Linked DNA regions of Homo sapiens: region 2 is linked to region 1. Evidence: read pairs that join two places in POLR2A ChIA-PET (ENCODE). Cell type or tissue: Caco-2. All regions are shown on one strand. Each heading gives the region's core, and the rest is flanking DNA. Links, peaks and the distances in the headings are about the cores only.

What was found. ChIA-PET counts read pairs that join two places held together with the same protein. Peaks named below come from ENCODE experiments on the same cell type or tissue, not always from the same donor. Only the 100,000 strongest peaks of a DNase experiment are listed, where the experiment ranks them.
Region 2: POLR2A ChIA-PET joins it to region 1 with 5 read pairs; 6 of 35 experiments call an interaction of 5 or more read pairs at or near these places.

Annotation. Positions count from the first base shown.
Region 1 is chr19:47,056,716-47,062,089 of GRCh38, forward strand. No RefSeq gene overlaps it. Among named protein-coding and RNA genes, the nearest start is that of TMEM160, 11 kb to the left of the region's middle. RefSeq lists an enhancer at 3,011-3,531. In Caco-2, for the core only: no CTCF peak of the experiment used is centred there; DNase peaks (open chromatin) are centred at 1,536 and 2,116.
Region 2 is chr19:46,872,454-46,877,827 of GRCh38, forward strand. All of the region lies in intron 1 of ARHGAP35 (Rho GTPase activating protein 35), which reads left to right. Among named protein-coding and RNA genes, the nearest start is that of ARHGAP35, 14 kb to the left of the region's middle. In Caco-2, for the core only: no CTCF peak of the experiment used is centred there; no DNase peak of the experiment used is centred there.

The DNA of each region.
Region 1 (5,374 bases), core at 240-5,239:
AAAATGAAACCTCATTTCGTTTTTTGTTTGTTTTGAGACAGAATCTTGCTCTGTCGCCCAGACTGGAGTGCAGTGGCACCATCTCACCTCACTGCAACTTCTGCATCCCGGGTCCAAGCAATTCTCCTGCCTCAGCCTACTGAGTAGCTGGGATTTTAGGCATGTGCCAACATGCCAGGCAATTTTTTTTTTTTTTTTTTTTTTTTTTGAGATGGAGTTTTGTTGTTGTTGACCAGGCTGGGGTGCAATGGTGAGATCTCAGCTTGCTACAAACTCTGCCTCCCGGGTTCAAGCGATTCTCCTGCCTCAGCTTCCCTAGTAGCTGGGACTACAGGCACCCGCCATCACACCCAGCTAATTGTTTGTATTTTCAGTAGAGATGGGGTTTCACTATGTTGGCCGTGGCTGGTCTTGAACTCCTGACCTCAAGTGATCCACCAGCCCAGGCCTCCCAAAGTGCTGGGATTATAGGCATGAGCCACCACACATGGCTTTAACATTTTTTTCTGATCAAGAGTTCACAGTTGCCCTTTTCTTGTTTTTTATTTTCATTTTCTGTAGAGACGGGGTCTCCCTGCGTTGCCTGGGATAGTCTCAAACTCCTGGGCTCAAGCGATCCTCCTGCCTCAGCCTCCCAAAGTGCTGGGATTATAGGCATGAGCCACCTTGCCTAGCCTAGCTGCCCCCATCTGACTGCTGCTTTGACTAGAGCAAACTTGAGTCAGGTTTATCTCCTTCCATGGGCCCCTGAACTTCTAGCTCACCCTCAAGTCTGAGCAAGCAATGAAATGTGGAAGGTGCCTCCTGGTTAGCTTATCCTGAGAACTGCCTGACCCCACATAGCCCTGTTTCCTGTTGAATGATGCAGTCGGCTTAGTCCCTGTCATCTGCCCAACCTTCCCAGACTGCAAAGCCCCCTTAACATAGAAAATGAATGGCTTTTTTTGTTTGGTTTTGAGATGCTTGCAGATTTCTGAGACTAGGACATTCTCCCTAATGCAACAAACTTTATGAAGTTTCTCAGTATTTAAGTTTGGATATGTTGTTTTCTTTTCTTTCTTTCTTCTTTTTTGAGACAGAGTTTCACTCTTGTGGCCCAGGCTGGAGTGCAATGGCATGATCTCGGCTCACTGCAATCTCTGCCAACGGAGCATGGTGGCACACACCTGTAATCTGAGCTACTCTAGAGGTTTGCTAATTTGCTAGCAGAATTCACGGAACTGGGCGGAGTGCAGTGCTCATGCCTGTAATCCCGGCACTTTGGGAGGCTGAGGTGGGCAGATCACTTGAGGCCAGGAGTTCAAGACCTGCCATGGCCAACATGCTGAAACCCTGTCTGTACTGAAAATACAAAAATTAGCCAGGTGTGGTGGCACATGCCTGTAGTCCCAGCTACTTGGGGGGCTGAGGCACAAGAATCGCTTCATCTTGGGAAGCGGAGGTTGCAGTGAGCTGAGATTACACCACTGCACTCCAGCCTGGGAAGCAGAAAGAGATTCTTGTCTCAAAAAACAAACAAAAAGGCCAGGCACGGTGGCTCACGCCTGCAAACACAGCACTTTGGGAGGCCAAGGCGGGCAGATCACGAGGTCAGGAAATAGAGACCATCCTGGCTAACACGGTGAAACCCCATCTCTACTAAAAATAAAAAAATTAGCCTGGCATGGTGGCACACGCCTGTAGTCCCAGCTACTTGGGAAGCTGAGGCAGGAGAATTGCTTGAACCCGGGAGGCGGAGGTTGCAGTGAGCCAAGATCACGCCACTGCACTGCAGCCTGGGCAACAGAGAGAGACTCCATCTCAAAAAAAAAAAAAAAGAAGAAGAATTCATTGACAGCTGCCGTGCTCCCGGTTATGGTGTATTACAGTGCAAGAATACAGGTGAAAATCAGCCCAGGGAAGACGGGCATTCGGCAGAGCCTGGGGGCGGGGTCCCATCCTGAGGCTTCCAGCCCTCTTGTCCCCATGGAATGTGGACAGCGCTCACTTTACCCAGCAACAGTGTGTGACGGTACATGTGGAGCTTTGTTGACCAGGGAAGCTCTCGGAAGCCTCACTGTCCAGAACCTTCATTACCCCTGAGACGCGTAAACCCAGTCGTCCTCCGTGAGACTGAGGTGACCTCAGGCGCCAGCCCTTCCAGAGGTCAGCTGATACCCTGTGACCCCAGGGCCCCACCCTGAGTCACATTGTTACTAGCCTAGTTGGCCCAAGGCTGATAGGTAAACCAAGATAATCTTATCAGGAACGACATTCCAGAGATTTAGAGGAGATGACCTCAAAGGCACTGAGGACAAAGGTCTTACCTCTCTTTGGGGAAGGTTAAATTCTTCATTACACTGAACCAAACAATGCAGGCCGACTCCAGAAGCTGAAAAAAGATAAAGAAATGAATTCTCCTCCGAGTCCCCTGAGCAGGAACACAACCCAGCTGACATTTTCGTTTTATTTATGTATTTATTTTATTTTATTTTTTACTTTTTTTTTTTTTTTTGAGACAGAGTCTTGCTCAGTCTCCCAGGCTGGAGTGCAGTGGTTCAATCTCCGCTCACTGCAAACTCCGCCTCCTGGGTTCACGCCATTCTCCTGCCTCAGCCTCCCAAGCAGCTGGGACTACAGGCGCCCGCCACCACGCCCAGCTAATTTTTTTGTAGTTTTTTAGTAGAGACGGGGTTTCACCATGTTAGCCAGGATGGTCGTGATCTCCTGACCTCATGATCCGCCCACCTCGGCCTCCCAAAGTGTTGGGGTTACAGGCCTGAGCCACCGCGCCTGGCCTATTTTTTACTTTTAATTAATTTTTTAAGACAGGGTATCACTCTGTCACCCAGGCTGGAGTGCAGTGGCTTCATCTCGGCTCACTGCAACCTCGGCTTTCAGGGCTCAGCCTCCCCAGTAACTGGGACCACAGGCATGCACCACCACACCTAGCTAATTTTTGTATTTTCTGTAGAGTTGGGGGTCTCACCATATTGCTCAGGCTGGTCTTAAACTCCTGGGTTCAAGCCGTACACCCACCTCGGTCCCGAGAGTGTTGAGATTAGAGGTGTGAGCCACTGCACCCTGCCGTTTTATTTTTTTAATTTGTATTTTTGTGACAGGGTCTTACTCTGTCACCCAAGCTGGAGTGCAGTGGCGCGAGCATGGCTCCCTGCAACCTAGACCTCCCCAGCTCCAGTGACCCTCCCCTCTCAGTCTCTGGAGTAGCTGGGACTACAGGAGTGAACCACCATACCCGGCTAATTTTTTTTTTGTTTGTTTTTCTGACGGAGTCTCGCTTTGTTGCCAGGCTGGGGTGCAGTGGCACGATCTCGGCTCATTTCAATCTCCGCCTCCCAGGTTCAAGTGATTCTCCTGCCTCAGCCTCCTGAGTAGCTGGGACTACAGGCACCCACCACCACACCCAGCTAATTTTTGTAATTTTAGTAGAGACAGGGTTTCACCATATTGGTCAGGATGGTCTCAATCTCTTGACCTTGTGATCCGCCTGCCTCGGCCTCCTAAAGTGCTGGGATTACAGGTGTGAGCCACCATGCTCGGCCCTATTTTTGGATTTTTTAGTAGAGACAGTATCTTGCCATGTTGTGCAGACTGGTCTCGAACTCCTGGGCTCAAGAGCTCCTCCCACCTTGGCCTCCAAAGTGCTGGGATTACAGATGTAAGCCACAACACCTGGCTACATCTTGGTTTTTAGACTTCTGATCTTCAGAACTGTAAGAGAATACATTTGTGGCCGGGTGCGGTGGCTCACACCTGTAATCCCAGCACTTTGGGAGGCTGAGGTGGGCAGATCACCCAAGGTCAGGAGTTAGAGATCAGCCTGGCCAACGTGGTGAAACCCCGTCTCTACTAAAAATGCAAAAATTAGCTGGGCATGGTGGTGGGTGCCTATAATCCCAGTCACTAGGGAGGCTGAGGTAGGGGAATTGCTTGAACTCAGGAGATGGAGGTTGCAGTGAGCTGAGATCATGCCACTGCACTCCAGCCTGGGCGACAGAGCAAGACTCTGTCTCAAAAATAAATAAATAAATAATAAATAAATAAGTAGAATACATTTGTGTTGTTTTAAGCCACTAGGTTTTTGGTCATTTGTTACAGTGGCAACAGAGAATACAGTTATGAAACCCAACAATGGATATAGTTGTGAGGATGTGAGAAGTCTACAGAGGAAAGTAAAAGGAAGAAGGGTGGGGAAGGGAGGGTGAAGAAAAAACAATAAAAGGAAAGAAAAGAAAGTAGATGGAATGATGGTTCAGATGTAATAATTTTATTTATTTTTATTTATTTCTTTGAGACAGAGTCTTACTCTGTAGTCCAGGCTGGAGTGCAGTGGTGTGATCTCAGCTCACTGCAGCCTCCGCCTCCTGGGTTCAAGCAATTCTCCTCCCTCAGCCTCCCAAGTAGCTGAGATTACAGGCGACTGCCACCACACCTGGCTAATTTTTGCATTTTTAGTAGAGACAGGGTTTCACCATATTGGCCAGGCTGGACTTGAACTCCTGACCTTAGGTGATCTGCCTGCCTCAGAGGTTGCAGTGAGCTGAGATCGTGCCACTGCATTCCAGCATGGGCTACAGAGTGAGATTCCATCTCAAAAAAAAAAAAAAAAAAAAAAAAAAAGAGAGAGCAGGGTAACAGGGTTAATTGTTGTCCCCAAAAACATATTTCTACATCCTAAGCCCTGGAACCTGTAAATGAACTAATGAACTGTATTTGGAAACAGGGTCTTTAAAAAATATACATATATAAGCTCTCACTGTTGTCCAGGCCAGAGTGTGGTGGTGTGATCACAGCTCACAGCAGCCTTGACCTCCCAGGCTCAAGGGATCCTCCTGCCTCAGCATCCCAAGTAGCTGGGACTACAGGTGCGCCCACCACACCCAGCTAATTTTTCCTGTATTTTGTAGAGATGGGGTCTTCCTATGTTGCCCAGGCTGGCCTTGAACGCCTGGCATCAAGCAATCCTCCTGCCTTTGCATCCCAAATTGCTGAGATTACAGGCGTGAGCCACCACACTTGGCTGGGAAACAGGATATTTAATGAAAGATCTTAAGATGAGATTACTCTTGATTACTTGGTTGGGTTCTAAATCCAGTGAAGAGTCTTTTTTTTTATTTGAGATGGAGTCTTGCTCTGTTGCCCAGGCTGGAGTGTAGGGGCATGATCTCGGCTCACTGCAAGCTCCGCCTCCCGGCTTCACGCCATTCTCCTGCCTCAGCCTCCCGAGTAGCTGGGACTACAGGTGCCTGCCACCACACCTGGCTAAATTTGTTTTTTCTGTATTTTTAGTAAAGATGGGGTTTCACTGTGTTAGCCAGGATGGTCTGGTCTCGATCTCCTCACCTCATGATCCGCCCACCTCGGCCTCCAAAAG
Region 2 (5,374 bases), core at 148-5,147, 180 kb before region 1:
TTGTGTTTGGTTTTTCTTATAAACATATGAAAGAAAAATTGAGCTGAAAAGCAAGAAATTCATGGTAAGATCTGTTGGACTCTAGTACCTTTGAAGGTAAGGCATTCACCCTTTCTTAGAGAATAATCAAATTAATTACTAATAAGGCTGGGTGAGGTGGCTCAAGCCTGTAATCCCAGCACTTTGGGAGGCCGAGGCGGGCGGATCACAAGGTCAGGAGATCGAGACCGTCCTGGCTAACACGGTGAAACTCCGTCTCTACTAAAAATACAAAAAAATTAGCCGGGCATGGTGGCAGGCGCCTGTAGTCCCAGCTACTCAGGAGGCTGAGGCAGGAGAATGGCGTGAACCCGGGAGACGGAGCTTGCAGTGAGCCGAGATTGTGCCACTACACTCCGGCCTGGGCGACAGAGCAAGACTCCGTCTCAAAAAAAAAAAAAAATTAATTACTAATAATATTACCAAATAATAACAATGAACTGTTTATTACATACCAGAAGACTAAAAAATGTTATCTCATTTTCTCCTCACAATAACCCTCTGGGGTAGGTGGTATTCTTACCTTCTAGGTGGGAAACCGAGGTTGCAGAGAGGGGACTTGCCCAAGGCCACATGGCTAGTAGGTCCCCAAAGCAGTCTGGCCCAGAGTCTCTGCTCTCTGTTGACTTCTCTGGCCGACTTTACAGTTTCCAGAGTGCTTTTTTAACACACTTTCCAGAAAGTCTGGAAAGGACTTTACACTTTCCAGAATGCTTTCGCCCAGTGTGATCTCAGCCCAGAGATGAAGAGAATTCAAGTCTACTCCATGGTGGATAGATAGAGCTGAACCCTTAGTTCTCTTTGAACAAGGTTCCCTTCTAACCCCTAAAGTGTGCTTGTTTTAAGAGAAAGGAGCCGGCTGGGCATGGTGGCTCACACTTGTAATCCTAGCACTTTGGTGGGCCGAGGTGGGCGGATAATTTGAGGTCAGGAGTTCGAAACTACCCTAGCCAACATTGGTGAAACCCCATCTCTACTAAAAATACAAAAAAAAAATTAGCCCAGGCTTGGTGGCGGGCACCTGTAATCCTGCTACTTGGGAGGCTGCGGCAGGAGAATTGCTAGAACCCAGGAGGTGGAGGTTGCAGTGAGCTGAGATCGCGCCACTGCACCCCACCTGGCTGACAGAGCGAGACTCTTTCTCAAAAAAAAAAAAAAGCCGTCGGTCAAAGTCAGGAATGGCTATAAAATTAGTGATGTGTTCCCTTTTATGGGCCAAAAACATCATTTTAATGAGATTTAAATTTATTTAAGCTTTTTTTTTTTCTTTTTTGAGACGGAGTTTTGCCCTTGTTGCCCAGGCTGGCGTGCAGTGGCACGATCTCGGCTCACTGCAACTTCCGCCTCCGGGGTACACGCCATTCTCTGGCCTCAGCCTCCCAAGTAGCTGGGATTACAGGCATGCGCCACCACCCTGGGCTAATTTTGTATTTTTAGTAGAGACGGGGTTTCCCCATGTTAGTGAGGCTGGTCTCAAACTCCTGACCTCAGGTGATCTGCCCGCTTCAGCCTCCCAAATGCTGGGATTACAGGCGTGAGCCACCTCGCCTGGCTAAGCTATTAATTAAATTTTTTTTCCCAAAGTCCTGTTTTGAAGTCCTGTCTATAATTAATTTTATTTAAATAATTTAGCAAAAGTTTGTTAAGCAGAAGAGGGAACAAACTAGTTCTTTGTAGTTCCAGAGGATAGAGGTAGAGGTCTAGGTATCTACAAGGTTTAGAGTGCACAAAACATGCCTCTTCCTCTCTGGGAGAATTTTTATGCCGTTTATAAAACAAAAGCAATTCTTCCCTTACAGGTAACACAAGGAACACACTGTTTCTTTACCAGAATGTAAAAAATTTAGAAGGCCAGTGGCCTGATTGTTTTTACTTGATCTTATCTTAAAGAATTATGTGTGACTAAGCATTTCAATGCAAGAATGCATTGACTAGGAAGACAGATTTCGTCTTATTATGAGAAAGAACTTTTAAAGAAAACGATCCAAGCTCATGTTTTATGTTTTGTCTTTTTTTTTTTTTTTTTTTTGAGTCGGAGTCTTGCTCTGTTGCCCAGGCTGGAGTACAATGGCACAATCTTCGGCTCACAGCAACCTCCGCCTCCTGCGTTCAAGCGATTCTCCTGCCTCAGCCTCCTGAGTAGCTGGGATTACAGGCGCCTGCTACCATGCCTGGCTAATTTTTGTATTTTTGATAGAGACGGAGTTTCACCTTATTGGTCAGGCTGGTCTCGAACTCCTGACCTCGTGGTCCAGCCGCGTTGGCCTCCCAAAGCGCTAGGATACAGGTGTGAGCCACTGCGCCCGGCAGTTTTGTCCTTTTTTTTTTTTTTTTTTTGAGACGGAGTCTTGCTCTTTTGCCCAGGCTGGAGTGCAATGGCTCAGTCTCAGCTCACTGCAACCTCCGCTTCCCGGGTTCAAGCGGTTCTCCTGCCTCAGCCTCCTGAGTAGCTGGGATTACAGGCGCCCACCACCACACCCGGCTAATGTTTGTATTTTTAGTAGAGACGGGGTTTCACCATGTTGGTCAGGCTGGTCTCGAACTCCTGACCTTGTGATCTGCCCGCCTCGGCCTTCCAAGAAGTGCAGGGATTACAGGTGTGAGCCACCGCACCTGGCCCCATTTTGTGTTGGATAAGCAATAATTTTAAAGTTTACCCCATTTGGTTTTATTGTTGTTTTTATTTAACAAGACGTCTACACATATATCTATTAAATATTTATTTACTGATCATTCTTTCTGTTGTCGGGGAGAGTAACAGATCTTCAGTTCAAGGAGGTTGGCGTTCAGACATCAGGAAGAAATTGCAAAATAAAGTGTTTTGGATCCTCTGTGAGATTTTTGTCTTTTGTTCCTCCATTTGTTCTGTGACATCACCTAGAACATGACCTGACAGGTCAGTAGGAGCTCAGTCTTCATTGAATAAAAGTATGAGTTTCTGAATGAGAGAATCCTGGAATAGATGAAGTCTGTCGCCTTTCAGTCTTCAGATTCTTGGGATTCCTCAAGCCATGTAGAGGAAAGAAACTTTCCTATTGTTAGTTTTCATTTGCATCTTACCAACTTTGTGACTTAGGACAAGTCATTTATTCTTAATCTGAGTTCTCGTGTCTATAAAATGGGCTTAAATACCTATTTTGCTTGCCACAGTCTTTTTATTTTTATTTTTTGAGAACTAAATACCATAACGCTAAAGTTGGTAACCTTTGAGTTTGCTGGAAGAATGAAAGAGAACAATTAGGTAATTAAAATGTTCAGGTAAGCGAGCATGTGAGGGTGCTGCAAAGGCGGCGTGATGAAATTTTGGATCAGTGGAGTGGCACATGCTATTGATTTGTTATCTCTTGGTCTTTGTACAACTTGTAATTTGCCCCCAGGTAGCAGATAGTTTGAAGGTCTTATCAGAAAGTGTCTCATACACCTAAATGTTAACACCAGGTCATAGGCCAAATAGCAGTTGTCCACATTTGTGGAGGCCTCCGTTACTCTTTTTCTCATCATGACACATGGCCTAGGTTTGAGTCCCAGTCCCACCTCTTACCTGCTCTGCACCCTCCGACAAGGCCCTTTAAACTCTTGGTGCCTTAGGCACGTCGTCTTAAAAAGGAGAATATAGTAGTGTTTACTCATAGGGTAACTGTGCTAGTTAATATGCTTACTGTGTGTCATTATTAGTGCTGCACTACCTGGACCTGGCTTTATTTTTTTTTTTTAATTTAATTTTTTTTTTGAGACAGGATCTCACCCACGTTCCATGGAGTACAGTGGCATGATCACACCTTACTGCAGCCTTACCTCACAGGCTCAATCATCTTGCTTCAGCCTCTGAGTAGCTGGGACCACAGGTGTATGCATGCCACCAAGCCCAGCTAATTTTTTTTAAATTTTTTTTTTCTTTTAAGATGGAGTCTCACTCTGTTGCCCAGGCTGGAGTATAGTGGTACAATCTCGGCTCACTGCAGCCTCTGTCTCCCAGTTCAAGCGATTCTCCTGCCTCAGCCTCCCAAGTAGCTGGGACTACAGGCACCCACCACCACGCCCGGCTAATTTTTGTATTTTTAGTAGAGACGGGGTTTCACCATATTGGCCAGGCTGGTCTCGAACTCCTGACCTCATGATTCACCTGCCTCGGCCTCCCAAAGTGCTGGGATTACAGGCGTGAGCCACCATGCCCAGCCTAAATGTTTTTATTTTTCATAGAGACGGGGACTCGCTGTGTTGCCCAGGCTGGTCTTGAACTCTAGACTCAAGCCTCCCTTTTCAGCCTCCCAAAGTGCTGGGATTACAGGTGTGAGCACGTGGCTGGACTTGGCTTTAAGAGACCAGCTAAAGAATATAGTGGTAGGAAAATAAATACAGGCATAACTCAGAGATAGTGTGGGATTAGTTCCAGACTACTGCAATAAAGCATATATGGCAATAAAGCCAGTCACACGAAGTTTTTCGTTTCCCAGTGCATATAAAAGTTAAGTTTTGGCCGGGCGCAGTGGCTCATGCCTGTAATCCCAGCACTTTGGGAGGCCGAGGCGGGTGGATCACCTCAGGTCAGGAGTTCGAGACCAGCCTAACCAACATGGAGAAACCCCATCTCTACTAAAAATACAAAATTAGTCAGGCGTGGTGGCGCATGCCTGTAATCCCAGCTACTCAGGAGGCTGAGGCAGGAGAATCGCTTGATGAAACCAAGAGGCGGATGTTGCAGTGAGCTGAGATCACGCCATTGCGCTCCAGCCTGGGTAGCGAGTAAAACTGTCTCAAAAAAAAAAAAAAAAAAAAAAGTTATGTTTTGGCTGGGCGCAGTGGGTCATGCCTGTAATCCCAGCACTTTGGGAGGCGGAGGTGGGTGGATCACCTAAGGTCAGGAGTTCGAGACCAGCCTGGCCAAAGTGGTGAAACCCTGTCTCTACTAAAAATACAAAAACTAGCCGGGCGTGGTGGTGGGCACCTGTAATCCCCAGCTACTCAGAAGGCTGAGTCAGGAGAATCACTTGAACCTGGGAGGTGGAGGTTGCAGTGAGCCATGATCACACCATTGCACTCCAGCCTGAGCAAAAAGAGCAAGACTCTTGTCTCAAAAAATAACAATAAATAAAAATTAAAAAATAAAAGTTATCTTTATGCCGTACTGTAGTCTAAGTGTGCAGTATCATTATGTCTTTAAAAAAGTATATACCTTAATTTAAAAGTACCTTTTTAAAAATTTAAATATTTTATTAATTTTTTTTTTGGAGGGGGGACAGTTTCGCTCTTGTTGGCCAGGCTGGAGTTCAGTAGTGCCATCTCAGCTCACTGCAACCTCTGCCTCCCGGGTCCAGGCAATCCTCCTGCCTCAGCC